7 separate regions of the Mus musculus genome follow, and regions 1, 2, 3, 4, 5 and 6 are each linked to region 7. The links are chromatin loops, found by intact Hi-C in ENCODE. Cell type or tissue: heart. All regions are shown on one strand.

Region 1 (4,000 bases), 780 kb before region 7:
AGTGATAGTGGGGGGGGGGGTGGGAGGGAGGGTTTGGGGGACTTTTGGGGTAGCATTGGAAATGTAAATGAAGAAAATACCTAAATTAATAAAAAATAAAATAAAATAAATCAAGCTGAACCAGGCAGCTATTAAAACTAATATATATATATATAAATATATATATATATTTAGGAGTGTCTAAAAACATAAGACAACAAAATAGTCTGATAACTTCTTTGATGCAGTATGAGGTCTTCTTTTTAATGCAGGGAGTTTGCTGATATTGGCTCTGATTCTTTTATCCAGTTATGTAGCACTGGAGTGAGCATGGGGATGACTAACATTTTTCTTCCCTAGGATCAAAAAAGTCTGAAAATAGTGAGAAAAAGCAAACATATGTAGGCATTGAATCTTATTCTTACCCTAAACTTTCTAGTCCCTCCCTTCTATACAAGTATGTGGGATATGTAAAGGTGTGTTTGTGTGTGTGTGTGTGTGTGTGTGTGTGTGTGTGTGTGTGTGTGTGTGACAGAGAGAGAGAGAGAGAGAGAGAGAGAGTATGTGTGTGTGTATGTGTGATATTTTCAATATAAACACCAGGATATGTTCCTGTTTTCATGAGGGCTATAAATGATCAGTCTCCCTTTGTCCCTTTTTCTGTTCTATTTGCCATTGTTTATCAGGACACATACTGATAAGACTACAGCTCAGATGAGAGTGGGGTGCCGGGCCCTCGACCTCACCCCTCCAACTCTTCCTACAATTTCCTGGCCATGCTGTTAGAACACAGCTTCTGTTTTCTGTTGGTGGCATTTTGTCATTTCTCTTTCTCTCTCTTTTCCTTGTTCTCACTTGCAAGTCTCCTCAAATGAGCACCTTGCCTGGGGTGGCAGAGAAAGCCCTCTTACTTTGGGAAGCAAGGAAGTTAAGTATATTGTCAGGCTCCAGGCCAAATAAAGTGTAAAGCATGACAATTAACTGGATAACTACCAAAATACCTCTTACTGTAACTATAACTCAGAGTATCCCTAGCTGAAGGTAAAAGATGCTGCTGCTTAATTCATCTGAATGCTTCTCAGGGTTCTCCTGGAGGCTTCTACAGAGCTTGCCCAGTAGGCTTTGACATAGCAGGACAGGGAGGGGCTGACAGTCTGGGAAGATCTAGCCTAGAACTAGACTTTTGATCCTCTCATTAAGCCAGGAGGTATGTGGTCTTAATTCTGTCCCACATATGAGGGTAGTGCTCAGTGTAGGGATTTCAAGCCAGAACCATCCTGGTTGGAGTCATTTGCTAAATCTTGGAGATTAATCGTTAAGTTGAAGCATTTTCAAGAACAACAAAACAGGCGGCATGCTCCTGTGCTCTATGAAAGCAATGTGCAACTGCACGCCAGTTGAGGAAAGTGAAGTTCAAAATGACTGTCTCAAAGGAAGGAAGGATGTGGACACAATGCTCCTTAATATTTAACCGGAATCTAGTTAAACTGAATTAAATACCCATTTGTTTTGGCTACAGGGATTATGGGGGTTTGTTTTGATCTTTACAACATCAAATGACATTTAGAGAAATGGAAGATTAGCTTTCTACTATTAAAACATTTAAAAATGTTTGCAGACATTGTAACAAAACACAGGAATTACGTTGTCATTTCATTTCACACTATCAGCTGTAAATCCCCGCTTAATGTGCTGATACAGAATCTGATGGGAATTGACTTGAAAAAGTTCTCTCTTGCAAGTGTATATACTTCCTCTGTATCTTAATTTTAGGCCCATAGTTATTTTCCTAACTAATCACTTAGTATTTTACTGTTTATTTTTGTATTTTCAGATTAAAGATATATTTATAGGTTTTTCATGAATTTGTAATTATATTTTAAATTACACCCCTTTGGAGCAATTTGTAAGCTGTTCTGTTTGATTTACTGTAGGCTATAAACAATGTAAAACAAGCTACGTTCAAATCAAAAAACACCAACCATGGGGTATTTCTGCAACAGCTCCTGCTTCATCCATCACTTTCACTTTAAGAAGGTACTTCTTGGTTTTCTGGAGCTCTAGGCAGAACTCAGTGCTTAAATGTGTGAGGAGGAAGAACATTTCAGTGGGAAGAAAATGTTCAGTTTGGATCCCGCCTCACATTATGGGTCCTATTTTTAAAAAATGAGATGCTAAAAGGCAAGGAATGATGACAGGACTGACTTCTTTATTTAGAAAAAATCAACTGTCAATTAACTAATGAGTATTCTTTTTAATCAGTGTTAATTGACAAATTCCCTGCACTCACAAACTTGGTTCTTGTGTAGTTTCTTGTTGGCCTGTCCCGATTTCCCTCCTCTGTTCTATTCTCTCTGTAGGGTGTAATTCTATATTCCCCAAGTTCCGTCTGCTGGAGCTAGATGGAGCTACAAGATCTTCTGTAAATGCATACAATGCCTTCTTGTGGTGTTAGGAGACAAATGCCACTGGAAAGCCTTCTTGCCCTTTCCTTTTCAAGAGAGTGTGGACTTTTAACACAGTCATTAAAATGGACAGATAATTGCAGTTTTGTAATTATCATTTGTTTGGGAGCTGCTCAAAAAAGAAATGAAAATAAAAATTCCCCAGACCACAACAAAACCAGAAAACAGTGTTGACTTCAAACCAGGTTAAATATTTTTGTTATTAGAAGTGTAGTTATTTTTGTTCTCTTTTTCTTCTTCTTCTAAAAGTAATCTCAGACATCTTGATAACACAGCAAGTGATCAAAAAGGAACACATGGAAATTATTTCACATTCACCTGCAAAATTTTATACGTATAGATTATTACAGGTAGGTATGATTAGATCCATAATATAGTATAGAACATATATCTAACAATGTGGAAATGTATCACAATGAGAGGAAATGCTGTTATTGTTTTTGTGGATGGTTGTTTTGCTTCCCTCCCCAGCTCTGTACTGAGCCAGCTGTACAGCTTTGGTCCTTTGTCTTTCCATGCGTTAGAATCCTGTGGAATATGCCCAGACTGATGTCACCCTGTGTACTAGCTGTTGGGACAGCCGGTGAAGGTCATGTGCTGACTTTGATGAGGTCATTGTGCTCACTTTATAGGAATCTTGTAATTATGTACTGGATAAACAGGGATCTTGCACTCAGAAGACCGAGTGGATGAAGCACGGATAAGGAGCATGTATCCACAAACTGACACGCTTCAGGGTCCAGCTCTTGCTGAAGCTGCCCTGCTCCTCCTTCACACACAATTTTACTAGGCTTCATGCTTTGACTTTTTCCCTATAGAACACTTGGATGCCATTCCATCCTTGCAGCAATAAAATGCAGTTACAAGCTGTTAGACCCATTTTAGCAGACAAGGAAATGGGCTCAGAGAGCCAGGGCCCCTGGTTTGAGATCATGCAGCTAGTAAAAGGAGAAACGGGATTCCCATCTGACTCTTGGATCTGTGTTTCTATTCACTCTTCACTCTTCAGAATACCTTCCTACCTATACGCAGTGCTTTTCTCTTTCCTCTTTCAAAATTCCAATTATTTATTTGTTTGTTTACTTATTTATTTACTTGCTTGTGTGTGTATGTGTGTGGTCATGAAAGAAGACAAATTGTTGGAGTTGGTTGTCTCCTTCCACCACATTGGGCCTGGAGCTCAAACTCAGATTACCAGGTTTAGGCAGCTCGTGCCTTAACCCAGTGAGCCATTTCTCCAGCCCAGTGAGCCATTTCTCCAGCCCTCGTAATCCATTCATAAGCAGCTGGTTTATTCCAGATCCACTTTAAATCATTAAGCAGTGTGACCCTATCTGTACATTACTGTTTGCCTCAAGCAGGAGCCTTAGTCCCAATAACCATTATCCTCTGTTCCCAGTCATACTTTTTTAAATGTTGCAGAATGTTATGTCTTCTGTATTGACTTTGTCTGTGTGTGCACTGGGCTTCAAGAGGGCACATCTCCTCCTGGTGTTGCCTTCTCAATGGTCTCTTGGGGAAGTTTGATTCACAGAGAAATTCTTGATCCATTTAGA
Region 2 (4,000 bases), 770 kb before region 7:
TGTATTACATATGACATGTGAGATTATATATGTTGTATGTGTGTATCATGTGTATAGAAAGTGAGGGCAGGAAGATGGTGGTCAAGTACATAGGCAGTTTGAATATTAGCTGAGTGTGCCAGAGGGTTGTTATCACCCAGAAAGATGCAGCTGACATGGGGTTGCACACAAATGACTTTCCCATGGACAGGATATCTGGTCTAACTACTTTAAAAAATTGCATATCCCTACAGGGAGCCCTGGCTAACTAATGCAATAATTATCTAGGAGTGGAGCCAACATCCTGTGATTATATTAGAACAAACATGCTGCAGTGTTTTGGCTGATGTATGTTTCTTTGCATCTTGATTCAATGTTTTATTAAGGAGAACGTTGGAGAAGCCTTCTAAAGAAACTCGTTGGGATCACCTGTGGTATAAGGTTAGGATGTTTCTATAACACTTTTTTCATCTTAAAACATAATTTAAAACAATTGATGTCTACTTCATACTTAAACACAGACACATATGTATTACAGGAAAATATGACTTTGAACGTTAACTTTTAGCTACTTAATTGAAAATTTTCTATTATTATTATTTTAAGCTTGCCAATATGGCGAGCACTTTTGTTTGGTTGGTCATTCCATATGTGCATATCTATCTGTTTGTGTATTTGTGGAACAGATTAGCACCTCAACATCTATAAGTTGATAAATTTTAATTTGGCAGCTTTTTCTTCACAGATGGTCTTATATTCTATACATAATTTTGTTGATACATTGACAAGATTGCACATTGAGCAATATTTAAACTTTCTTTTTTTCCTATATTCTATTTAGCTCACCACACCCACCATTGTTATCTCCAGTGGTTGAGGAAATCAGTTGCTTTAACATGTGTGCCCTAATCTGTGAAATGAGGCAAGGTGTTGGACTTTATAGACTTGCTAGACAGTGGCTTGTTGTCCCTGTGAAGGTTTCTTTGAAAAGAGAAATTCCCAGTGGCTTCCAGGCAAGATGAATGAAAGAAACTCTGGGACTGTGTGTATTGTACACAAAGGCCTTGCCTCTGGGAAGGGAAGGGAAGGGAAGGGAAGGGAAGGGAAGGGAAGAATGGATTGCCAATGCATGCATTCATCACTGGATTAGGAGAGCTGAGGTTCCAGGGCATCCTTAGTTATTCCTGTTGCTTTTCCTCTCTCAAAGCTTTAAATGACACTTTTGCTCTATCCTCTTCTTCCTGGACATATATCTCCAATGAGACTTCTCCATCACCTGTCAGTGTTTGAGTTATTTTATGTGCAGTTATTGTTGTCTAGTTTAGTGTTGTGTTTCTTTAAATATCTTTTCTAGATAGTACCTTCCATGAGGAAAAGAATCAGATAAACCTGCTGTAATCCTTCTAATATTCAGAATGATTGGAAAATGGTGAAATGTCAGTAGAATGCATTATCACAAGTATTGTTAGGTTTTTGGCAAATAGCTGCCTACAAACCTGTTTCTGTAGACTGCCTCTCAGTATACCTCCCTCCCTCCATCTTCACATAGGAGGGCTGGCATGCCAGGAACTGTTTCTGTAGAAGGGGGCAGACTGATCTGACAGGTTCCAAACTGGAGGCCCTGCCTGGGGAACTTTTCAAAATCACTGATTTGTTTTAGAAGCTGCTAGCCCTTATTGAAGTAAACATGAATAATTCTGAATGCAGAATCATGCCTTTTGCACTGACTTAGAAGCTTTTGAGGGAAGGGAAGAAGTTGTGAATCTCCACTGTTCTGAACTGCTACAATGGAAACAGAAAGTTAAGACTGTGGTAAAGTACCAGTGGGAATGCGTTGGATGTTAAGGTAGAATTTTGGAGATTTTTGTTCCAATCTACTACTCCTTACTAGAAAAACATTGCTTTAAATCTTCCCATATGCATAATGAACTCCCATGCTCTTATAAAGACCCCATGTCCAAGTTTAGAAAGCATCTTATCAGTTTCTCCAATTTGTTTATAATCATCAAAAAATAAAAATTCATAGATTTTTCTCACTGTCTCTGGAAATGCTGGTGACAATAAGTTTCCAAGGGGGCTGCTGGGCATCCCTTGTCATTGGAACCTTTATTATATTGGTAACAAAACATAGTGTTTTGTAACCAGCAGGAAAATGGGTTTAAATCCAGTATCAACTGAGAACTATATAGCTAACTTTAATGTCTCTTTTTGTTTTCATATGTAAAGAGGATCTGTGGAGCCAGCCCTGTATGTAATCTCTGCTTCATTTTAGTTTAAGCCCTTACCAAGGAAGTATTTGAGAAGATTGCAAATCTTACCTGTGGCTGAGATCTAATAACTACTGAAGAGTATCTCATCACCACCATCTCTGTCTACTCCTTCTCATCTTCCTCACCAACAGAGCCCCTTATCCATAACTGTGTATCTTTCAAAATACTGTCAAGACCTATTTTGTCCCTTGATGTTTCCATATGGACAGCAATTCATGTTCTGCATTCATATAGATGAACTGCATTTCCTTTGGGAAAACAAGATAATCACTAAGTCTTCCATCCTAAGGCTTGAAAAATAGAAGTTTGTTCTGATCTTGTTTTTAACAATGTGGGAATCATAAGTAATGTGTGTGTGTGTGTGTGTGTGTGTGTGTTACTGTAACAAAATATCTGAGATAGTCAATGTAAATAGAGGGAAAGTTCAACTTGAGAGCCTGAGGTGGAGCAAAACTGCTCACCTCAGATCAACCCACAAGTAAATAAAGAGGGAAGGGAGAGGCCTAGTTCTAAAGCTCCTTCAAGGACACATTTGCATAAGGCTTCCTGCTATGTCTCATCTCTTAGTTTCCACTCTCAGTGCGAAGCTGGTGCTGAGCTTTTAACACATGGGCTTTTTGGTGGGAGGATTCCAGATGTAAAAATGTTAGTATATTTCAAAAAATATATGAGAGGATTTTTTTTTAAGTTTCAGAGGAAAGAAATGGCAACTGTTTGAGGCTATGGATATGCCTCTCCCGATTTGAACATTACACAGTGTATGTGTTATCAGAGCTCTCATGTTCTCATACATATGGACAATCATAAGTGTTAGTTTCAAAAAGTTTTTAAGTGAGGTCTTGCCATAGTCAGTTGCAGATTGAAGGCATTTGAAAGTCCACTTAATCCTAGAAAACCATTGCAAATGAGATTATTGCTAATGAGAGAACCAATGAGGTGAAAAGTATTAATAGATCATAACTGCTTTTGAGATGCAACTGTTGAAACGAGTGAAACACACACACACCTTACTAAGGAAATGTGAAGTGAAAGTTTAATAATTTGAGTTCTTTCTGGAAGAATGAGGACATTGTAAGCATCAGAGGAATGTTATTTAAAATATACAGACTTTCCTCAATGAAGTTGTAGTATTATAAATAGAAAAGGAGACTTCCTTTTTGAAACACATACATTTTTCTTAAGTAATAGGGCTATGTATATGTGGAAACAGATTTATTTTCTCAGAAAGAATTGAACACTATTTATTCTGGTCTTGGCCTATGTTTGTTCCATCCTCATGAAAGCCCCATGAGGTAGGATTTATTGTTTATATTTTAAAAATAAGAAAATAGTCACTGTTAGCAAGTTGGGGCTTCACTGAGATAGTCATTATTGGTGATGGCATTCTTGTACTGCAGCTGTGAATGAGCTCCGGTGCTTTGTCTCTGACTGTTGAGTGTTCCAGGAGAGGCAGAGTTAGACCTAAGGCCCAGATATTGTTGGGAATTGTAGCAGATTTAAAATCATTCCTGTGCTCAAGGAGAACAAGGCACAACTGGACTTTTGAAACTTCACATTGAGCTCCATAAAGGACACGGAGACTAGAAAGTTTGGCGGATCTGGTTATTCTTTTATAGGACATATTACAGCATCGACTATGTATCTAATTGGTTTCATCTGTTTCTGATTTTAAAGTTAGAAAGCTGTGAAGCACTAACTATGCCAGGACTGTAGTTTCACATACCAGTGGAGTTTAGCAAGCTCTGTGGCTG
Region 3 (4,000 bases), 290 kb before region 7:
GGTGATCTCTGAGTCCCCACATTCTGTTTATTCTCCAGTGGTGGACTTTCCTCCTTGAACATAGAACTATCCCTTAAAATAGGCAGAAGAAAACTTTTTTCTTCTCGCTTTTCAGCACCCAGATCATATTCTCCATTCTCCTCTTTCCTGGGAAGGATTCTTCTGCTTGTTCATTAAGGTCTGAGTACTTCTACATCCTCCATTGCAGACAATCCCAACACATATTCATTTGTTAAACTTTCTCCGTGAATAACAACAAGCTCTTTAGAGACCTAACTTTTGCTATCCTCCATACCTTGTGCATAATCTAGCACATACTAACTGACAAAACTCTTCTGTTAAATTAGCACATTGCTAATAAAGTGGCCTAGTATAAGACAAAAGATGTGTTTTAAAAATAAACAGGGAGACATGTACATAGCTAAAAAAAAATAACATTATTATATCAGTGGTATTCCTGCCCATTTTTATTATAGTACTAGCCACAAAAAAACAAGAAATGGGATGAATCTGAAGGTCATTCAACAAACAGAAAGAGAAATGTAATATTTATACAATGAAGCCCTAATTCTGTTATTTATAGCCACGTGAATGCTCACAGAGGATATTCTGAGTGAACTAAGTCAAGCACAGAAAACAAATGCCATGTGACATCACTCATGGTCACACTGAAACACTAATGTCATAAAAAAAACAAAAAGGAGTTCCACATGGTGATTATGAAGAGGTGGTGCAGTGCTGGTCAGGGGATGCATGTCACAATGGTACAGTACTAAGGTCAGAGGTTGTGTGCACCATGGTGACTGTAGTTCTTGATGACCTACTGCATACTTGAAGAACTCTGGCAGGGTACACATTAAGTCCCCATTACCACAAAAATGGTAACTCTGCTAATTAGCTAGATATAAGCAACCTACAACGTCTGCATTCGGCAAATCTCCAGACTGTACACAATGGGCAGGCTTATTCTGCCAATTAATTGAAGGCTACAAAACAAAAACAAGTAATGGTTGAGCTGCAGTCATTAGCTCTCAACAGATCACACCACATTTCTCTCCTTGGCCTGGGGTCCCTCCTGGAGATTTTGTCCCTAGAGCCACTACCTCCTGGCCTGCTCCCAAGAACATCTTTTCTTCAATGCCCCAAGGAAATGCTTTCAGAGTGACACGGGGACCCTTGCAAACAAGGGAAGGGTCCCCTGAGAGAAAAGGGCGGAAGATCCTTAGTCATTTTCCCCTGCTCTTTATCTGTCTTAATGATGTGCGATGCCTACAACAGTCACAAGCCATTTTCTAGAAGAGCAGCTCCCAGACTAATCAATTTTGTTTAAAATGAGAGGTCACTACCAGGAAGCAAGTCCCACCAAGTAATAGCATGAGGAATCCAACTTCCCCTCTACTGCAGCCACTGTCACCCGAAGAAGAGCTCATGAGTGTGCTAACAGACCTGGGCAGGGGTACGGGTGTAATCAAAGAGGATAGCAGAGTCCTTTGCAGTGAACAACTACAGTGACATTTTCAGACAGTTAGACACTCTTTCTCTATGTTGCCATTTGGTGAACACACGCCCTGGACCAGCACAGGAAATGGGTGCCATTCTGGAGGACAGGAAGAGCAGCTGGACAGAGCAGGGGCGGCCAGGGTGAAGGCAGCAGTGGTTCTCCCTGTGTGTATAGCTCACCTCCAGGAAGCAGGGGTGCCAGGAGGAAACAGCTCATCCTGTTGTTCTCCCTTCACCTACTGAGAATTGCTGCTAGATTGAGGAGGAGAACCTGCAACTTGAGAGCTGAATTTAAGCTGTTGCTTAGGAATTTCTAAAAGTACAGACAGATGACCGTGGCACTTTTAACTTTATGAGAAAGAATGCTTCAAGTGTCATCCCAGTTACTTACTGAAGTCTGCTGCTGGAGTGAGTGGTAAGGTGATGTTTGTGTTGGGTGTGGGCGCCAGCCACTTAAAAAATAATTATGCCTGTGTGTGGTTTGCTCTTTGTTGCTTCTGGCTGTGGGTGGTCTGCGGTCCATATTTCTTATGTATGTCACTTCAACCGCGGTGCCTCTAATAGGGGCAGTGAGGACACCTTTCAAGTCAGCAACCACTGCTCGGTAGCACCACACCTGTTAGTCCACAATATTCCTAGTCACAGATCAGAGGCCTTCACCGTTAGAACGAAGTCCTCACAGAGAACAGGAATTTGTCCAATTGTTCTTGCAGCTCAGCTTTTCGAGAAATGAATATGCTGCTCTAAGTGGTCTAACATATAATCCTTTGGAAATAGCAGTGAAGTCATCAAGAGTCAGCATTCACCTCAGTGTGGCACATTTTTGTTTTGTTTGTAACCAGTTCTAGGGATTGAACCCAGAGCCTGATGTATGGCAAGCATGAATTCTACTCCTGAGTTGAATCCTCAGCACTATCTACATACATAGAAGTATGGAAACATATTCTATACAAGGGCACTGAATTCGCTAAACACAATGGTAGAAAGACTCTGCCGAGTTTTAAACTTAATATACAGAGCCCCAGTGCACTGACCTCAGTGTTTATGTCTCCTGACTCTTGGTTGTGCAATACAAGATTAGGAAATTAACATCAGAGAACGGAGATTTTCCTGGCCTGTGTGCATGCTTGTCCACTCTGCAATGAGCATCTGGAGAAATTAGCCTCTGGTCTAAGCCCCAGCCTTTGGCTTCTTTCCCTTGGTGATCCTGGTGGTCATTTTCTCAAATGCTTAACTTTCTATGGGTGGGGCACATTGCTAAGATGTAATCAGGAGCTCTTTTATATAGTTCACGCGACAAGGTATATGCATCCATGATGTTCACATGTGCCGCATGTAGTTTTAATAGCATACTTCCTCCTTTGACTGGAACTGTGGCCCGTGCTCCCGGGTTAGCTCCAATCTATCGAAACCAACCCCCAACCCTGGGAAGCCAGGAGTTGCTTGCTGTCCATGCTCCACCAGCTACCCTCTTCCTCCCAGCTAGCTTTGCCAAGCCACCATCAACCGACCCATCTTCTCTCCTTCTCCTGCCCACCTTGGCTCCGTGGAAGGAAAACACTAGACAGCCTTATTATTTTAAAACTAACCAGGTCGCACAACCACTGGGCACTGAAATCTCCTGCCCTAACTTTATCAGTTAGCCTAGTTCAGCCATCTGCCACCCAAGATCTTACATGGTTGTTGCATGCCTCCCATCCCAAAGCCTGGCCAAAAGACCTCCTCTTTTCCTGAGTCTCCTCCCTTCTTCCTGGGACCCGGAAGTCCCACCTTTACCCTTTTACCCAGCAATTGGCTTCCAGCTTCTTTATTGACAAAATCAAGAACCAGTTAGGGAAACAGCACCTCTTCTTACACATGTTTGCAGTAATGCAACCATCCCCATCATCATTACCTAAAGAAATCAAGGACCCCTTAGTTATTCTTCATTTCTCTGATTCTCTTCTCATCCCCAAATGATAACTAATCTACTTTTTACATCTATATAAATACCTATTCTGTACATCTCACATACCTACAATTACATAGCATTTGTCTTTTATGATTTATTTTACTTAACACATTGTTTCAAGGTCCATTCATGGTTTATCAGTAATATATGTGTATGTGCGTGTGTAGTAATATATAATAGATATATACATGCACATATATGTAATATATACATATTATATAATATATAATAGATATATGCATGTATATATAAGTAATATATAGCTGGGCAGTGGTGGCACACGCCTTTAATCCCAGCACTTGGGAGGCAGAGGCAGGCAGATTTCTGAGTTCAAGGCCAGCCTGGTCTACAGAGTGGGTTCCAGGATAGCCAGAGCTACACAGAGAAACCCTGTCTTGAAAAACAAAAACAACAACAAAAAAGTAATATATGTATATATGTATATCATTATGTATCAGTATCTCACTCCATCTTATTGGTAAATATTCCACTACCTACAGTTAGTATTTGTCCATCAGTTGATACACATTTGGTATAGTTGAACTTCAT
Region 4 (4,000 bases), 530 kb before region 7:
CTTGTCTTTAAATTATCCTGAAAATCACAGCAACCCTGGTGGGTAAAACGAGCTGAGAAAATTTCAAATGTGTTTATAATTTCTACCTGCCACATTTGGCTGCTATTAAATGCTGGCCTGTGCAAGTGGGATTAACTGTATTTCAAGCAAGTTTCTCCCACACTGCATGATTGAGAACCAAAACCGTAGCCATGTTTGTCATGCTGATTTGACCTTCACTTAGGAGGATTGCTCTTGTGAAGCACAAATAGAATGCATATAGGTGGAGGTGCCTTCAACTGTGGTTTGGCTTAGGGTTTCAATTCTACCACAGCTACCTGTGCCTGTGACCTCATCGCAGCAAACGAGATGTGGCTCCAAGGCCCCCAGGCTTAGCTTGTTATTAAATGGGAAAAAATAACAGCACCTTCAAATGTCAAATTACTTAACATCATAAATCATGGAAGAATTTTGGTATGAAATCTTAGATGAACCTCATTTAACTGATACATTATTTTATTCCCCTTGGCTATTTGATTCAAACGATCCCATGCTTAATTAACCAAGGTACTTAAGGAAGAAAGAATATTATAGAGGCTGTTTGTGAATAAGTAACAGAAATTGAAGGATAATTTCAAAATAATTTTACAGTAAATCAAAGTTTAAGAGTTTGGATTAGCAGTTAAATTATTATGAAAAATCATACACTGCTGTACTCTATAGATTCTCAAAATAAAAATCTCTAAATGATTTAAGATGGAGTGCAGGGTGGCTGTTTCCACTTGAGCTTTCTGCAAAATTTCCATTCCTTCTTACTACATTTCTGTTCAGCTAATACGTGTTGGCTGTTTTAAATTGGATTTTTTTTTATAAATTCATACATATATAATGATCTCTCATCAAATTCCCTTCATTGTCCTCTCTTTTCCTCTTCAAGCTCCTACCAAATCCCTTCTTTCTAGGTCTCCCTCTTCCTTTCCTGTTTTTGTGTATGTGTAACTCACTGAGGGAGCTTAGCATTTGGAAGGCCCTTGCTTGGGAGGCATAGTGTTCTACTGGCAATACCGGGGAAATCCTATCCAGTCTCTGCGATATGAACTCCAGAACTGAGTCAATGCTATCTTCAAGGACTTTCTAGTCCATAAAGAAGAGTTACCAGTGAAACAAATGATACAAATCAAGTATTATAGGATTCCAGGAATGTTCTAGATCGAGAAGAACTTTATGAGTATGAGAGTATTTGAGATGGGTCTTGATGAATGTACAGGATTTCAAAATGCAAAGCAAGACAACAGAAGGGCATCCTGCCATCATTCCCTCAAAGACTGGGAAGTATCAAATCCATCAACAGCTTTTAGACAGCCCAACAGGACAGTTTCTTGAGCATGGGGCTAAGTATGAGAAGTAGTGTCCTTTGGGATAATTTAGAAAGGGAAAAGAGATGTTGGAATGCTTACTAAGAACCTCCTGTAAAGGTGCATTTCTCCATCAGACTTTGAGAATTATAGAGAAATGGCCATTAAAATTCACATTTAAGAGTCTTATGAACTAGATGCAAAGTCCTGCTTTGTACTCATACTCAACGTTTGGTACCTGTGTTTCCACATTTGTCAAGTGAGGATCAAAACACCATGTAGCTTGTAGGATTGATGGAAGAACGACCCAAGCACAGCTGCTAACATGCTCTGGGTGCCAAATAGTGCTCACACCTGTTGGTGTGTCCTGTGACTCTACCACAGTTCACTGTATGAATAAATGTCATCTATTACTAAACCTGTTCATGTTTCCAGTGTACAGATCACATCTTATCTGTGATGGACACTTTTAAAACAAATCAAAACATACACAGCAATCTCATGTTTTGAACAGAAAGATTCAGAAACTACAGCAGCAATAGCATGGCACGGTGTGAGTTGGGCAGCTATTTTGAATGTACATAACTTTCTCCATAGGTTATAAAGATACATAGGTTATAAAGATACAATCCAGTTGTAAAATCATGAAGACATGACAATAAGTATATTTGGAAATGTTAGAGATAATGTGAAAGTATTTCTAAATGCTTTAATAATAACAGCAGTAAGTTTGTTAGAACATTGGTTCCCAAGAGTGGTCTCAGGGGCCTGGGGTACTGGTAATCACTCAGGGACTTGGCAGACCTGCAGATGTTGCTCTTTCAGACCTGCTGAGTCAGACTTCAGAGACTGGACACAGAGCTTTGTTCAACACACCCTTCTGATGATGTCAGTGTTTACTCAACTTGCAGAATGGTTGGAAAATAGATTTGTGGTAAGAACAAAGAACTGAAGTGGTTAGGAGAACCCAGTGGCTGGAGCTGGTAAGCTTCAACAGCCAAATTCCAGATCCTACTTCTGTATTCTGTGACCAATTTCAAGTTCTCTAAAAAAAATTTCTGTGAAAATTCCAAGCCCAATTGAGTTGTGCCTTTTTGGCCAGGAGCCCCTCATTCTGGCAAAGGGCCAGTGGTTAGTGCAATCCAGTTACCCAACTCAATTACACCTGATCCATTTAGGCAAACTCAATTGTACTTGACTTCAAGCCCAACTCGATTGTGTGTTTAAATTTCCACACTCAATTGGATTGTGCTCAGAATTTGTTACATGCCACCTTGTAACTTGTAGACTTAGACACAGCCGGAGGGAAGTGTTTTGGAGACTGTGGGGTTTTTGGCATCTGCTTGTTCTGCTTAATTCTCCCTCTTTCTCTGTCTGCTTCATCAGATGCTACAAAGTAAGGAACTTCCCATTGTCCCTGTGTAGCCACCATATTCCACTGCTATTCTGTTAACAGTAGTCAGAGTCAGATGTTGCCAGGTTCTTGCTTTCTTATTCAAGAAATTGGGATAAAAAAACCCACAGAGATTTACAAAAGTAACAATGATTTTTATTTATTTATTTATTTATTTATTTAAAGCGAAGCAGTAGAAAAGGTCAGATTGCATTTCAGGGCAGCAGGAACCACAGAAGCGCAAATACTAAAAGACCCCCAGTTACAGCACTTCCTGTTGTGCAGTTCAAGAGAAAGAGGAGTTTTGATCACTAAAGGGTGTGGTGAGAATGGTTCTCTGTTTTGATTGGTAGGTTAGGTTATTCTGTTACCGTATCTCTCCCTTCCCATAATGCATCTGATGTTTAATCATATACATGCCCAATTATGGTGTCTTAGTAATGGTTTCATTGCTGTGAAGAGACATTATGACCAAGGAAACACTTATAAATTGAAATATTTAATTTGGGGCTGGCTTACCGTTCAGAAGTTCAGTCCATTATCACTTTGGCAGGAAGCATGGTAGCATGCAGTCAGACGTGGTGCTGGATGAGCCAAGAATAGAAGAAGACTGTGTCACTGGGCATGGTTTGAACATACATAAAATGTCAAAGCCTGCCTCCACAGTGACACATTTCCTCCAGTAAGGCCACATCTATTCCAACAAGGCCATACCCCCTAATAGTGTCACTCTCCATGGGCCAAACACATGTCTGTGGGGCCATGTTTGACCTATTCAAACCACCACAGATGGTATGTTGAAGATTTCCCCTAGAAGTTCACTTGAGGATACAGTTTTATCTGACTGCCCATGTGCTACAGCTACTTCAGGCTGGGTCCAAACCCACCCACCCTCAAACACACACACCCCCTTTACCAGACTATCAGAACAATTTTTAAGTAAGATCTCCTTTTGAAGAGATAAATGTTGTACCTATTTTGACTCCACTCTGGGGTTCATCTCTGCCAGCCTTTTGAAGAGCTCAACCACCAGGAGGCTAAGGGATTAATAGTCATTTGCTACTCTCTGGGAAGCGCTTACACCTGAAAGAATGTTTCTAGACCCTGTCAGCAAAATCTAGGTTTGCTAAAATTGATGATGATAAATGTTCTGGGAAAGCCTCATTGAAACAGAATGCGGGAGTGCTGGTCAGTGTACCTGAGCCTGCGGCTTCCAGGTGTCAGAATGTAAATGCTTAGTGCCTTTTACCACAAGGCTGCTTTTGTTGGAGAT
Region 5 (4,000 bases), 460 kb before region 7:
CTGCATAGCACAGAATGAACGACTCTCTTGATTTACACTGTGGTTTTCTCTTCCATTTAAATGGGACTTGAACTTAACTAAGGGTTTTATTTTATGTAGCATTCTTTTGGCCCATTTGTATCTTCCTATTTGAATTACTTTATTTGTCCTTTACCAGGATGTCATTTGTTCCTTTTTTTTTTTTTTAAAGAATAGTATATTTTAGTGTTGTAAATTGTTTCTTGCATTTTCCCTTTGATCTTGGTGTTGTTTACTGTAAAGCATGGCTTGATAGGACTGATACAAGTACTCATTTAATAAGGCATGCACTGTAAAACCATGAGGACCTGAGCCTAGAGCCCTAGTACCCACCTTAAAAGCATCAGAAGTGAGTATGCTTTGTAATTCTGGAATTGGGAAGGCACACAAGAAGGCCTAGAGGAGCTCGCCGGACAGCTAGTCCAGACAATAAGAGACATCCAGCTACAGTGGGAGACTCTGTCTCAAATCTAATGTGGAAAGTGATTGAGATTGCCTCTGTGGTCAGTGTCTGACTCATTCACAGAGATGTGCCCAGGCACCCTCCCTGCAACATGTATGCACACAGAAACACAAGTACAAACAGTTTAGATTCATTGCCATATAAACCATCTTGTCTTCCTTTGGTTTGGTTTGGTTTGGTTCTGGTTCTTGGTGTCCTATTTATCTCATTTATTTTCTTCAGGTGGCTTTTATGTAAACGATTAATAATATATTTTTATTCATAGTATATGAATATTTCTAAAGAAAGATTAAAAACTTAATATATTATTTAACCTTTACTATTAATTTGGAATGTAGCCTCATTAGATAGTAGACTCCTTCACATTTACACACGGATGGGTTTACAGACATGCTGGTTCATTGACATATAAATCTGCCCTGCTCAAATTGTCATGCCAGTACTAGGAATTTTAGTTACTTATAGGATAATTTTCTTCTGATTCATCTTTTTAAGTAGAAAACTAGATTTTCTTTCAAAGTTAAATTACTTTGTTTCTTCGAATGCATTGACTCTCTCATGAACATTAGAATCAAATAATCAAAATGAGTTTAAAGATTTAATAGGAATGTTTCCTCATTGTATGAGTGAGGGGGGTAGGGGTGTATGCATGTGTATAAATGGTATTTGTGGGTTCCTGAGACAACCACTTTATCAGGTTAAAATAGCTTCATGATAGTCCTAGTTTCCTAAACTTTTTTCACTAGTCCCTTTATTCTCTAAATCAAGAACAGGTATTGAATTTTATTAAGGGGTTTGTAGGGATCTATACAGAGTGACAGTATATATTTTTCTTTGTTAATAAACTAAAAGCAAGCTAATTAAGTAACTTGTACACAATTAATCTCTGATTCTTTTTGAATAATTGTTTTCTCTGAACTTGTAAAGTTCATTTGGTTAACTATAGTTTTACATATGGAATTTCTCCAGAAGGGTTTCAGTGTGGCCACACTGTAAAGCATGATGCAAAAACTGACAGTAGTTTTACTTGGTATTCTTAATTTCGTAGAACCAGTCTAGATTTGGGAAGGCTATTTTTGTTTCAATATTTAGTAGATATCTTTGGAACATGCATGTGGCCATGTTTAAGACAGAGCAATGATGTTTAAGAAATTTATTTTTAAGCAATTGGCTGCAACTATACTTATTCAATGGCTGGGGTACAATTTAAGGGACTGTGTAGATACTTTGGGGTTTTCCAGAAAATCAATCTTTCTCTACTAATTGCAGACTTTCCTCTATTTATTTAAATTACCCGAATTACTATGTTCCGTCTGGATCCCTTTAATTTGTTCATAATTGAGCTTGTGTGGGTGTTGAGTTGGAAGCCCTCGGAAGCTGAATAACACAGCTGCCTTTTTGGCCTTTGGCATAGGGCTTCCCCCCACCCCCCAAAGAGCTGCCCTTATTGGCAGGATGCCAGCGAACTACATTCAAAGACTTTTTGATGAGGCATAAAAATCTTTAATTTCCAGGCTTGGTGTTTTATGACCCCATAATAGTGTTTAAGAATTAGTCTCAATTATTTAAGGGATAGTACTTCAGAATTTTGGCCCCTTTGTTGACCTAATCTATAGCCCCATTCAAATCAAGTTTAAAATGATGCTTCTCACAAGATTTTTTAAAAAAGAATTTTGTGTCCTGCTTCCATTCGGGCTCCCACTCCTGCTTCAGACAGTGTCTGTGACACAGGGAGAGAGGGCTAAGGGCAGTGCAGCTGAGGAGGCCTGAGCAGATGTCGGCCTCTGTTCAATGGGAGGAAATGAGACTACAGTCCTGCACGAGGCGGCCAGATGAAATTGTAGGAAGTTTTCTGACAATGGACGTTGTTAATATCACATATTTCCTCGTCTCCTTTTGCAGACTGCATGTGTCTTGCATAACTCTCTGTAAACTCAGGGGGTGGGTGGGGATAAACTGACTGTCTTTGACGATCTGCTAGTCAGCAGTTTTGTTCTTTGTTAGTAGCGTCTATTTTTTAAATTTAGGGAATGTCTGTAGAACACAGTTGTTGTAAACTATACACAACTTGATTTTCTGTTCCTCTAAAGGCAAATGTTAGAGAAGTACTTTGAATAGAACTCTTTTGTAGGTTTGGGTTAGTCCGCTTAGAAATTGGCATGTCTCATAGGAGATCAAAGATGGGAATGATATAAGTAAGTTAATCCCACTTTTCTCCTTTGTTTTTAATGTTATTTTTGTAATGATATTTCTCATGTTTTTATTTTTGTACATAGAATATGCCAAATACTCTAAAGACTGCATACAGAAGCATTATAAAAATTATCCATTCTGATTTTATACTAGTTTATTGATATGTCATATATTGACCTGTTTTAATGTAAAATTAGTCCTGTAGGTTTTCTTTATTATTATAGTCAATAAATAATTCCTTTGAAGATGATAAAAGCTCAATCAACTCTTCCTATTTTAGCACCAAGTCTAATGTTAAAATAACAAACAAATCTAGTTGGTAAATAGAAATTAATGGTAATCTCAAAAGATGGTGTTTACTCACATTCTCAATTAGTTAAGCAAGTGAATAGGAAGGAATACTAGGTGAACCAGATTTATGCCTTATCAAGGCAGAACTAGACAATTACAGAGGTATCGAGCCACTGATGAACAAACGCTTACTGAATACCAACTATTTACCATGCTACTTAAACCCCAGGAGCCAGTATGTGATGGGAGATATGGCAGCTGTTGCTATACTAAACTGTAACAGGAAAGGAATGCCCAGGAGTTAAGGGATGGCTTCCAAAGGAACTTTTTGTGTAATCTAGGAAAGAGTATGATGGCCCACTGTTTAAGTTTCCTAACAGATAAGGGGTGGAGAGCAGAGACAGTTCCTGTGATTTATTTATTTATTTATTTATTTATTTATATACAGAAGGACGATATTTATTTATTTATTTATTTATTCGTATACAGAAGGACGATATTTATTTATTTATTTATTTATTTATTTATTCGTATACAGAAGGACGGTGCTCCAGCTGGAAAAGTAGGGCTGCTGAATGTGGAAGTAAAAAGAATTGTTATTCTTGTGCTCTAAGTGGACCACGATTATAAACCAGCTATCCTAGATTACTAGAATTCATCAAGAGTAGTGGCTATTGACAATCTGCAGAGGATCTATGAAATAACCCGGGCCTCTTTTCCTTGATAGAATTTATAAGTGGACAAGTCATGGAAGTATTATATGTGATATTGGCCTTGAATATGTTTGTTTGTTTTCTGAGTGAGATCAATGGGTCAAGTTATATTCTGAGGTGTAGGTATAGCATTTGATATTCGTTCCTGAAACATACCAATTAGTTGTTCATTATCATCCTAAGGAAGTTAAATAGCAAGTCACTTAAGACTCTGTGCTTGGAGCTTCTTATTTATCTAAAACAAACAAAACAAAACAAAAATAAAAAACCTTAGCAAGAAGAGGTATAATCATTAGATAGTTGAGTTCCCATGAGCCAAGAA
Region 6 (4,000 bases), 520 kb before region 7:
CTGTCCCTAAAGACACATATATATCCCATTTCTCCAACCTTTGATATTTACTCTTTGAGACAATAGCACTCTGAACTGGGATGAAGTCATAAGAGTCCAATTGTATCCATTAATTATAAGCAAATAATACTAACATTGTTAAATAAAAGTGATATGACAATAAACAAGCAAAATGAACTTTCTTATCTATAAAAGGAGTTTGAAGTATATGGTCTCCTGAGATCCTTCCTCCTTCTGAACACTACTCTTTGAATTTCTATGCATGATATCTTGGCCTACACTCAGTTCAGACAGGACCTGAATTATGAATGATCTGTAGATATGAATGGGCAGCAGGAATCCTCCGCCGCCTGTGTTTTTCTTTCACACTTCAGCATGCCGAGGGAGCATTTGACCCACAGACTGCTAGCTCCTAAGTAAGTGGAGAGCTAGCAAATTGCCAGCAGTTATCTTTCTCATGGCTATGTCTTTGACCTTCTGCCATGACAGCACTAGTTGCCATAGTAATAGGTGCAGAGGGAGCCCCTCCTTTGGTCCTCCCCTGATGTCACAGCCTCCATGGCCACCATAAAGAGCTTCATTTCCACAGCCAGTGTGCAAACACAGGTGGTCCTTTTTTTTGTTTTGTTTTCCTTCTTTTCTGAGCAAGAATGTTGGTGAATTTCCCTAGATATTATTCAGGACAATTCCTTTATTAGAATGTAAATTATTTCATATTGTCAGGTATATTTAAAGTACAATAGAGTCCTGTAGTCCATATAAAATTTACTATTACTTCTTTTGAAGAAAAAGGATTCTTCAAGTTGCAAGAAAACTAAGTTTTCAGTGTGGTTTCTAATGAAAAATCACCACGCCATGTCCACAGCCACCAATTGTTTAAAGCTTGTTGCCTTCTCACATAAAGAAAATGCCTAGATTATAAATATTCTTCATTAAGGTTTAAGTCATCTTTAATACTCAAAAGCTGTTTTCTGGATTGTTCTATTAGAACATTGTGTGTGTTCAGCTCTTGTGACCTGTTGAGGATATGGCAGATATTTTCGGTGTAATCATAAATACAGGACCCCTCAGCTCCTCTTCATACTAGACAAGCTGTAAATAAATTATATAAATAAATATTAATGCAATTATTAACTGGATAATTTTATGTGCTGTGTAGGCATGCAAAGAAATTAAACAAAGATGAAGGCTGTTGATTTGTGGGTGCAGGCTTGCTCTACATAACCGTGACTTACTCGCTATGTCACGGAGAATGCAAGGACTCTAGATCGAGCCTTGTCTCCAGCTGCATAACAGAGTGTGATTGTAAATAAATAAGTAATTTTTCACACTGGCAAAGTTAATAACATGTCACTATTATTTGTGCACTCCTGCAACAGACACCAAGTACTGTTTATCCTGGTTGAGAGGAAAATAAAGACAAAAAGCCACCTCTCCCTAGTGGCTAGGCTGAAGCTCAAATGCCAGCCTTCACTCCCACCACGAAAGAGTCTTCTCTTTAACCTGTGGAGTTCCTTGAAGAAAAGAATCACTCTCACATGTAAATGACTCTTTTCCTTCTTAAACCTTTGAAATATAACCCAAAGATTGTGTTGCTTCTTCTCTCAGCTCTCAATGGCTCTCAGGGGAGTTGGCCTCTCTTATCTGGAACTCCCAGCCAGGCAGGGGGCAGCCAGCACATGGAGAGGCCAGGGCAGAGAGTTGGTCAAGGTCATTGGGCAGGTAGTGAAAGGCCCCTCGCTGTGTTAAACAAATGCAGCTTCCTTCCTGGCTTCCGGGTGGAATGAGTTTGTTTTTCACTTCACTGCTGGGCTGAGAACAATCGGGATGCATAAGGCCATTCTCCTCCAGAGGAGATGTGCATTCGATTATCATAAATCCGGGAATCAGAAGTGCTGTGGTCAATGAGAACAGGCGTTCTTGGGTGAAATAAGAGGTTTAATTGAAAGTGCTGTCCCAGGGGAGACAGATGATTGAGCGCAGTATTGAATAAATGTTAATTACCACTGTTCAAAGAATGAAGAAAATAAAAGGAAGATCATTTATTTTAAGTTTTCCTTTCTGTTTCTTTTCAGGAGAATGGGGGAGATTATTCTAGTATGTGAGTTTTGCTCATGTGCAGTGTTGAAGCACAGGAGGGCTTCCTTAGGAAGTTAAGGCCTGAATATGTATGCAGTTGTGTAATATTAAATGACAGCTTAGATATGTGTATGTGTATCATATGCACCTATATTTATATATGTAAATATGGAATGTCTCACAGTACAGCAAATTACTAAATAATGTATAAATTACTCTTTGGATATACCTCTCAGATTTATTTTATTCCATATTTTTAGTGTGTAAGTTTTTTCTCCTCCCACTTATAAGAAAAAAACTGAGGAGGCACGTAAACATCCATTACTTTCAGTACTCAGTACTTTATATGCACTACTATGAGATTGGAGTCTTTCCATGTCACTCATATTCATTTAGCAACTGCCCTCCTTTTGAGATTGCTAAAATTCTGGGACCCAGCACCTAGGACAAAGAGGCTGGGGATCAAGGGTAAACCTTAGCAAGAAAACAACCCATCAGGGTTCTCCCTTCCCTGTTTTATTTTAATCTGTAACATGTTTGAATAATGATTCAGGTCCTTCTTTCAAGCTCTATAACTATAAAAAGTGTTCTGGACTATCTGTACCTGTGACTAATGGTTTAAATGACAAGGCCCCGGGAGAGACTGAACATATAAAGAATGTTGATTTAGTTCTTACGTCCAAGCAGGTGCTCCAGTAGGTAAAAATAAATATGTCAAAGCAACTTTTTGTTTGTTTTTCAGTTTTATTTACAGGGAATGTTCACTGGCCGAATTCAAACTTTTAAAATCAACTAGCAAGGTGTTGATGTAGATATAGTTATGTTTAAGTATAAAAATTTTTTAAAATTACTTTTATGGGCTTAATTTAAGGAGGGTGGTTGCCAAATGATATCAATTGTCACAGTAGTGTAGATATGAATAGCAGATTTGTTTCATCCCATATCAAAACATAGGTGTGGCTGTGATCAATCAGATAAAGAAAAAGAAATGTGTCACTCTCTTGGAAACTTCTACAGACCGTTTCCTTGCATAGATCAGCCCTTTCTTGGCATCAAAGAGTAAGCAGTCATTATGCTAAGCATTATTATAGCAACAGGGAAGGGCAGTCACTCCATCTGCTGCAGACATCCCAAAAACATTACTAACATTTCAAGATACCAACTGGCCAAGAGGACAGTGTTAATAGAAATTCCTGTACAAATAGACTACCAGCCTCTCAAATGGTTTTAATTTCAGTGCTGGAAGTTAATTAACATACTTTTTAAAAGGTTTTTTTTTTTTTTTTTTAAACAAAATGTAGCTTGGTATATAGAAAAAGAAACCAAGGAGTATCTGTCAGCAACAGTATCTGTTATATTCCCTCTGCTTGTCCTCAGACATGTATTTGATAGATATTAGTGGGATAAACATAAGTGGTCCTTGTGACAGTTCCTATCCTCAAAGATTTGTATGAAGATTAGATGTGTGTGATTAGTGCTATACTCTAGTTACATATAAAGTACTCGAACAACTTAGGTGACCATTTAACCACAGAGAGACAGCAGTTGAGATGGGCTTTGGTGGGTCTCAGTGTAGTCAGTTCTCAAAATTCAGTGAGGGGAGCACATGTATTTTAGTTAGAGACAATCTCCTGTACAACACAAGAGAAGGTATTTGCAACATGTGAATGATTTCTATTCTAAAAGACATGCCAGAAAGTTCAGTTTAGAAATGTTAAAAGAGCTGTTTTTATAGATAAGATACAAGATATGGCTGTCACATTCTGTGCCCTTTGATACCATTATTTCTAAGGGGCAGTGTGGCAGAGAAATGTCAACAATATTGATGAAGTAATCCCACAACAAATATGTATTAGATGCATGCCCTCCCAGATACTAAATGAATTCAAATACAATCTCGGTCCTTAGCTCACAGTGACAT
Region 7 (4,000 bases):
AAGGCTGAGACATACATACACACAATTTGAAATGGAAAAGATTTCCATGAGAATCTGCAAGGATTCTGGGAACCCACTAAATACAATACCAAAAAAAAAAAGAAACAATTAAGTGGTGTTCAAGTATGTTAAGGAAAAAAATAAGTATTTTCAAAGTATGTTGGGGGTGGGGGTATGGGGGACTCCTATTGATCAGAACCTGGACTTCAACATCAAACAAGAGAGAGAATACAAAATGAGGATCTATTACATTTTAACCAAAGGTTTGCTTCTGAGACAGATGCAGCTAAACATTAACTGGGACAGAGCCGTAAATTACAGATTAAGATGTAATTATGCCTCTATCTCTCCCTTTCAGGGTGAGAGCTTGTTGAAGCGAGGGCTCCGATAAGGGAACAGCATGTGACAGGTGGTGTCTATTGTGGAAGCATGAAAACTTCTGGAGCTTTGAGATCCTGTGTTCCCAGGAGGCAGAACCCCAGTGCCTGTCTGGTTTCCATGCCCCCTGCATAGTCACGCATCTATGAACACTTAATCCAATTTGATGAACACAAATGGAAAGGCATACCTGAAGAAGCTGCTAGCAGCAACCAGTGATGCTTGTATGGGGGCTGGGGGGGGGGGGCTGAATCCAGCTCCACAAACTCCAATAACTGGCCCTCTGACCATGTTGCTCCAACTCTCCTTGCTACCCCAGATCATCTTTGAGGTGGTTTCCAAATAGGTTCTTAGGCCCACCGCTTCTCAAAGTCACACAGTAAAGCCAGGAGCTGCACCATTCTGGCACTTTTGTGGATATATTCTTGGTGAGGCTCTCCCGGAATCTGAAACATCAGACCCCCCCCCCAAAAAAAAAGTGTTCACAGAGAAAGAGTAAAGGGAGTACTTTTCCAAATATCCTTCAATAGGAGATGCACCAAAGGCTGTACAGTAAATAGCATATATCAGAATTATTGTTCAATTGGCCTATGAGTCAAAAATCATCTAAAACATGTGTAGGAAAAAGTACAGATACCCAGAAGTCATCTCAGATTATGGAATTCTACCCACAGGAGGCTGGTGACCCAAGAGATGGACTTTTAACACCTCCCCACCCCCCATGATTCTAATGCCCTTAAAGTTTGGGACTGTATAGCTCAGGATATCCTGACTTTCCACAGGAAGTGTCTGAGGACAGTTTCCTTTTAGTGTCATCTGGAAACTTGCTCTATGTTCTCCTAACCCACTCCTCCCCACCTAAGGACCACCTATTATTATTATTATTATTATTATTATTATTATTATTATTATTAATTCATAATTAAGGATGGTGATGTGAGCATCCCAGCTGAATGAGAGGTAATTTCAGGAGTCCTCACTTCACTACGAGCTGTTTGGGGGCCAGTTCCGCTATTGTTCAGAGCAGGCTGGAAGATTCAGTAGCCTGATTTTGAATTTCCCCTGGTCTGCTGAAGTCCTTTGAAAAGGCAGGAGCTTCCCAGCACGGATGTAGAGGCCTTTGGTGGCATGGGCATTATTTATTGAGTGCTGCCCCCTAGAGGATTGGAAAAGCTCTGACCAGTTTGACTCCCCAGGGGTTCTCCCTCCCTCTGGCCATCTGCAGAACAGGAAGCCTTCACTCCAGTGGACTGCAGTCAAGTCTTGCATGCAGAGGCACAGAGGCTTCCAGGAAGCAAGTTAGCGCCCCCTTTAGAACACCTCTGAGAAAACGAAGATCCATATGGGCAGAAGCAGGATCCAGGGACAGAACGCTGAATCTTACTGACTTTTCCCAGAACGAAGGAGAACCTTGGAAGCAGCTAGATGGGAACCCTCAAGTCTGAGGTCCCAAGCCCAGCAGTTCGGGGTTGTCATCCTATGGCTTCCCAATGGGCTTTGGGTTTCTTTCTCTCTCCCCAGTCATCTCTCTGCCCTTTGTCATGTTCTCAGAAAGCTGCTGTGTGCATCTCTAGTCTAAGTAGGAATGGTTTTCTATGCCTGGAGAGCAGTGGGGTTGTGACACTAAGTAACTCTTTCCTTGCAGGCACTGTTAGTACAGATAGCGTTGTTTGTTCTTGGATTAGTGTTTTGCCAACAACACAAGCCAGGATTTGAACTTAAGGTCCAAACTCCAGGCTTCCCCTCTTCCTTCATCGAAGAACCCAGGGAAGGGAAAGAAAGGATAAAGGAAATCAAAATTAGCCCCTATGAGTATTTGAGTGGTGCATGCGTGTGCACGTGTGTGTGTGTGTGTGTGTGTGTGTGTGTGTATGTGTTGCTCTCTGGAAGAACTCAGAGGGCCTCTAACTCCAGCCCTTTGCAGCCAGGCAGTTAAGATTAACCATGTGGTATTCAGGCTCTGGACTTCCACTGGAAAATCCCTCATTTAACTAGTTGCAAATCACTTCTGATTCAATTTTGTTTGTGTTTATCTCCATGTAAATAACAGTTAAGTGAGAGTTACAGATTTTTTTTTTCAAACACTGGCTGTGATAAACAACGCTAATGGCAAGTCCAGATAAGGAGAGAAACCACCCAGAAGAACCCATAAGTCCACGCTAAGGGGGAAAAATGGTATAGTCAGATGTTCATGTCCCTTCTCACCCAAACTTTATGTTTCCTAATCTTCAGACTGCTAGGAAGGGGACTGAAAAGGTTGCCAGGTGTGCTCTGTTGGATCTTGATCATGGTAAAGCAAGGGTGCCTGGTGAATATGACAGTTGGGGATCACCCAGCCACCCTCAGAAACAAAGATGCAAGTGTTTTCTCCAACTGTTAGCTTATAGCGCCTTGAAACAGTTTTCATGTCTCCACTTAAAAATAGGTAACACAATGCTATTTTCTTTCTGTCAACATTGTGACCACAATACCTTGGGGAAACATGAACAGAAGTAGTTACAGTAGCAGTCCAAGAGGCCTCCCTGTACCTATACTATGTTGGAAGCTTGAAGGTGTATTGGGTGGCCAGGGGTGGGGGTGGGGAATTTAATTGCCCGGAGAAATTCTTTATTCAATAAAATCGTCCCTCGTTTACAGATAGTTACAAGTTAAGGGCACATGTTGAAGTAAATCCTAACCCAGACCGCAGAGGATCCTGTTTGGGACACAACAAAGGATCTGAGAAGTAAGCCCAAGAAGTATTTGAGGTTTGGTTCAGAGAAGGCTAAAGGCTGACTGTGTGTGTCGCCGCCACGCTTTGCTGCCTCTGGGAACACAGAGCTGAGCCGCGGACTGGCTCCCTACGCCAAACGCGGTCCGCCACCCAACTCCTTCTGTAACGCCATTGCAGGTGGCATTGTGTTGGATTCTGAGTGTGTAGCATCTGAGTCTCGGAATTTAGGGGAAACAAGAATTTCCCGGGCTCCGCGGAGTTTCCCTCCGGCAGAGGCAGCGCGCCCTGAAGGGAGGGCGCTCCTTGCTCCGGGTGTGACACACCCGCAGCCCCGCACGAAGGTGCGTGGGGCGGGAGGGAGGTGCGGACTGGGAGAGGGGCGGCAGGGTTGCGTGGCACCTTAACTTTGATCGCGCGGCCGCGGGGCTGCGAGCCACCGCCGCCCCGCCCGAGCTGGGTGCCGCGGTCCTCGGCTCTGCGCCGCGCGTCTCCGCGGCTGCCTCTTTAATCAGGAACACAGAAGGGGCGGGCCCTGAGCGGGCGCGTAATCGGATCGCTCTGCCGCGGCTCTGACATCCACATGCTGCTCGGCCTGAAAAGGCGAGGGGGGAGCCGGAGGGGAGGCAGAGGAGGCGAGCAAGGCACCAGCCTGCAGCCCGCCCCCGGCACATCCTCTGAAGCACAGACACTCGGCCGGGCGCTGGGCGAGGTGGAGGTGAGGGCGGGCGCCAGCGAACTCGGAGAGCCGCTCGCACACTCGCGGGCGATCCCAGCCGCCGCACCCGCAGCAACACCAGCAGCACCGGCCGCAGCAGCTTCCTGCCTCGCACTCCCCTCCAGAGACTGGCCAAGCGGGTGTAACCGCCGGGGGAGGCTCCAGCTTAGGGGAACCCAGAAAGGACAAGAGCC

What was found. A loop is a pair of places that touch in the nucleus more often than their neighbours do. Peaks named below come from ENCODE experiments on the same cell type or tissue, not always from the same donor. Only the 100,000 strongest peaks of a DNase experiment are listed, where the experiment ranks them.
Region 1: a loop joins it to region 7, with 7 times the contacts of the local background. A loop is called at or near these places in 19 of 42 quality-filtered maps.
Region 2: a loop joins it to region 7, with 4 times the contacts of the local background. A loop is called at or near these places in 19 of 42 quality-filtered maps.
Region 3: a loop joins it to region 7, with 3 times the contacts of the local background. A loop is called at or near these places in 8 of 42 quality-filtered maps.
Region 4: a loop joins it to region 7, with 2.2 times the contacts of the local background. A loop is called at or near these places in 5 of 42 quality-filtered maps.
Region 5: a loop joins it to region 7, with 4 times the contacts of the local background. A loop is called at or near these places in 2 of 42 quality-filtered maps.
Region 6: a loop joins it to region 7, with 2.9 times the contacts of the local background. A loop is called at or near these places in 5 of 42 quality-filtered maps.

The regions. Positions count from the first base shown.
Region 1 is chr1:61,922,784-61,926,783 of GRCm38, forward strand. All of the region lies in intron 2 of Pard3b (par-3 family cell polarity regulator beta), which reads left to right. Among named protein-coding and RNA genes, the nearest start is that of Pard3bos1, 60 kb to the left of the region's middle. In heart, a CTCF peak has its summit at 2,381 (motif pointing left); no DNase peak of the experiment used is centred here.
Region 2 is chr1:61,930,967-61,934,966 of GRCm38, forward strand. The region is part of intron 2 of Pard3b (par-3 family cell polarity regulator beta); the gene reads left to right. Among named protein-coding and RNA genes, the nearest start is that of Pard3bos1, 68 kb to the left of the region's middle. In heart, no CTCF peak of the experiment used is centred here; no DNase peak of the experiment used is centred here.
Region 3 is chr1:62,410,617-62,414,616 of GRCm38, forward strand. All of the region lies in intron 18 of Pard3b (par-3 family cell polarity regulator beta), which reads left to right. Among named protein-coding and RNA genes, the nearest start is that of Gm34881, 110 kb to the right of the region's middle. In heart, no CTCF peak of the experiment used is centred here; no DNase peak of the experiment used is centred here.
Region 4 is chr1:62,173,007-62,177,006 of GRCm38, forward strand. The region is part of intron 10 of Pard3b (par-3 family cell polarity regulator beta); the gene reads left to right. Among named protein-coding and RNA genes, the nearest start is that of Pard3bos2, 39 kb to the left of the region's middle. In heart, no CTCF peak of the experiment used is centred here; no DNase peak of the experiment used is centred here.
Region 5 is chr1:62,242,490-62,246,489 of GRCm38, forward strand. All of the region lies in intron 15 of Pard3b (par-3 family cell polarity regulator beta), which reads left to right. Among named protein-coding and RNA genes, the nearest start is that of Pard3bos2, 110 kb to the left of the region's middle. In heart, no CTCF peak of the experiment used is centred here; a DNase peak (open chromatin) is centred at 2,292.
Region 6 is chr1:62,180,127-62,184,126 of GRCm38, forward strand. The region is part of intron 10 of Pard3b (par-3 family cell polarity regulator beta); the gene reads left to right. Among named protein-coding and RNA genes, the nearest start is that of Pard3bos2, 46 kb to the left of the region's middle. In heart, no CTCF peak of the experiment used is centred here; a DNase peak (open chromatin) is centred at 1,705; H3K27ac peaks cover 703 bases.
Region 7 is chr1:62,699,676-62,703,675 of GRCm38, forward strand. Nrp2 (neuropilin 2) reads left to right here and starts at 3,642. Exons shown (of 17, transcript NM_001077404.1): 1 at 3,642-4,000. In heart, a CTCF peak has its summit at 1,569 (motif pointing left); DNase peaks (open chromatin) are centred at 1,576 and 3,676; H3K4me3 peaks cover 1,192 bases; H3K27ac peaks cover 981 bases; H3K27me3 peaks cover 345 bases.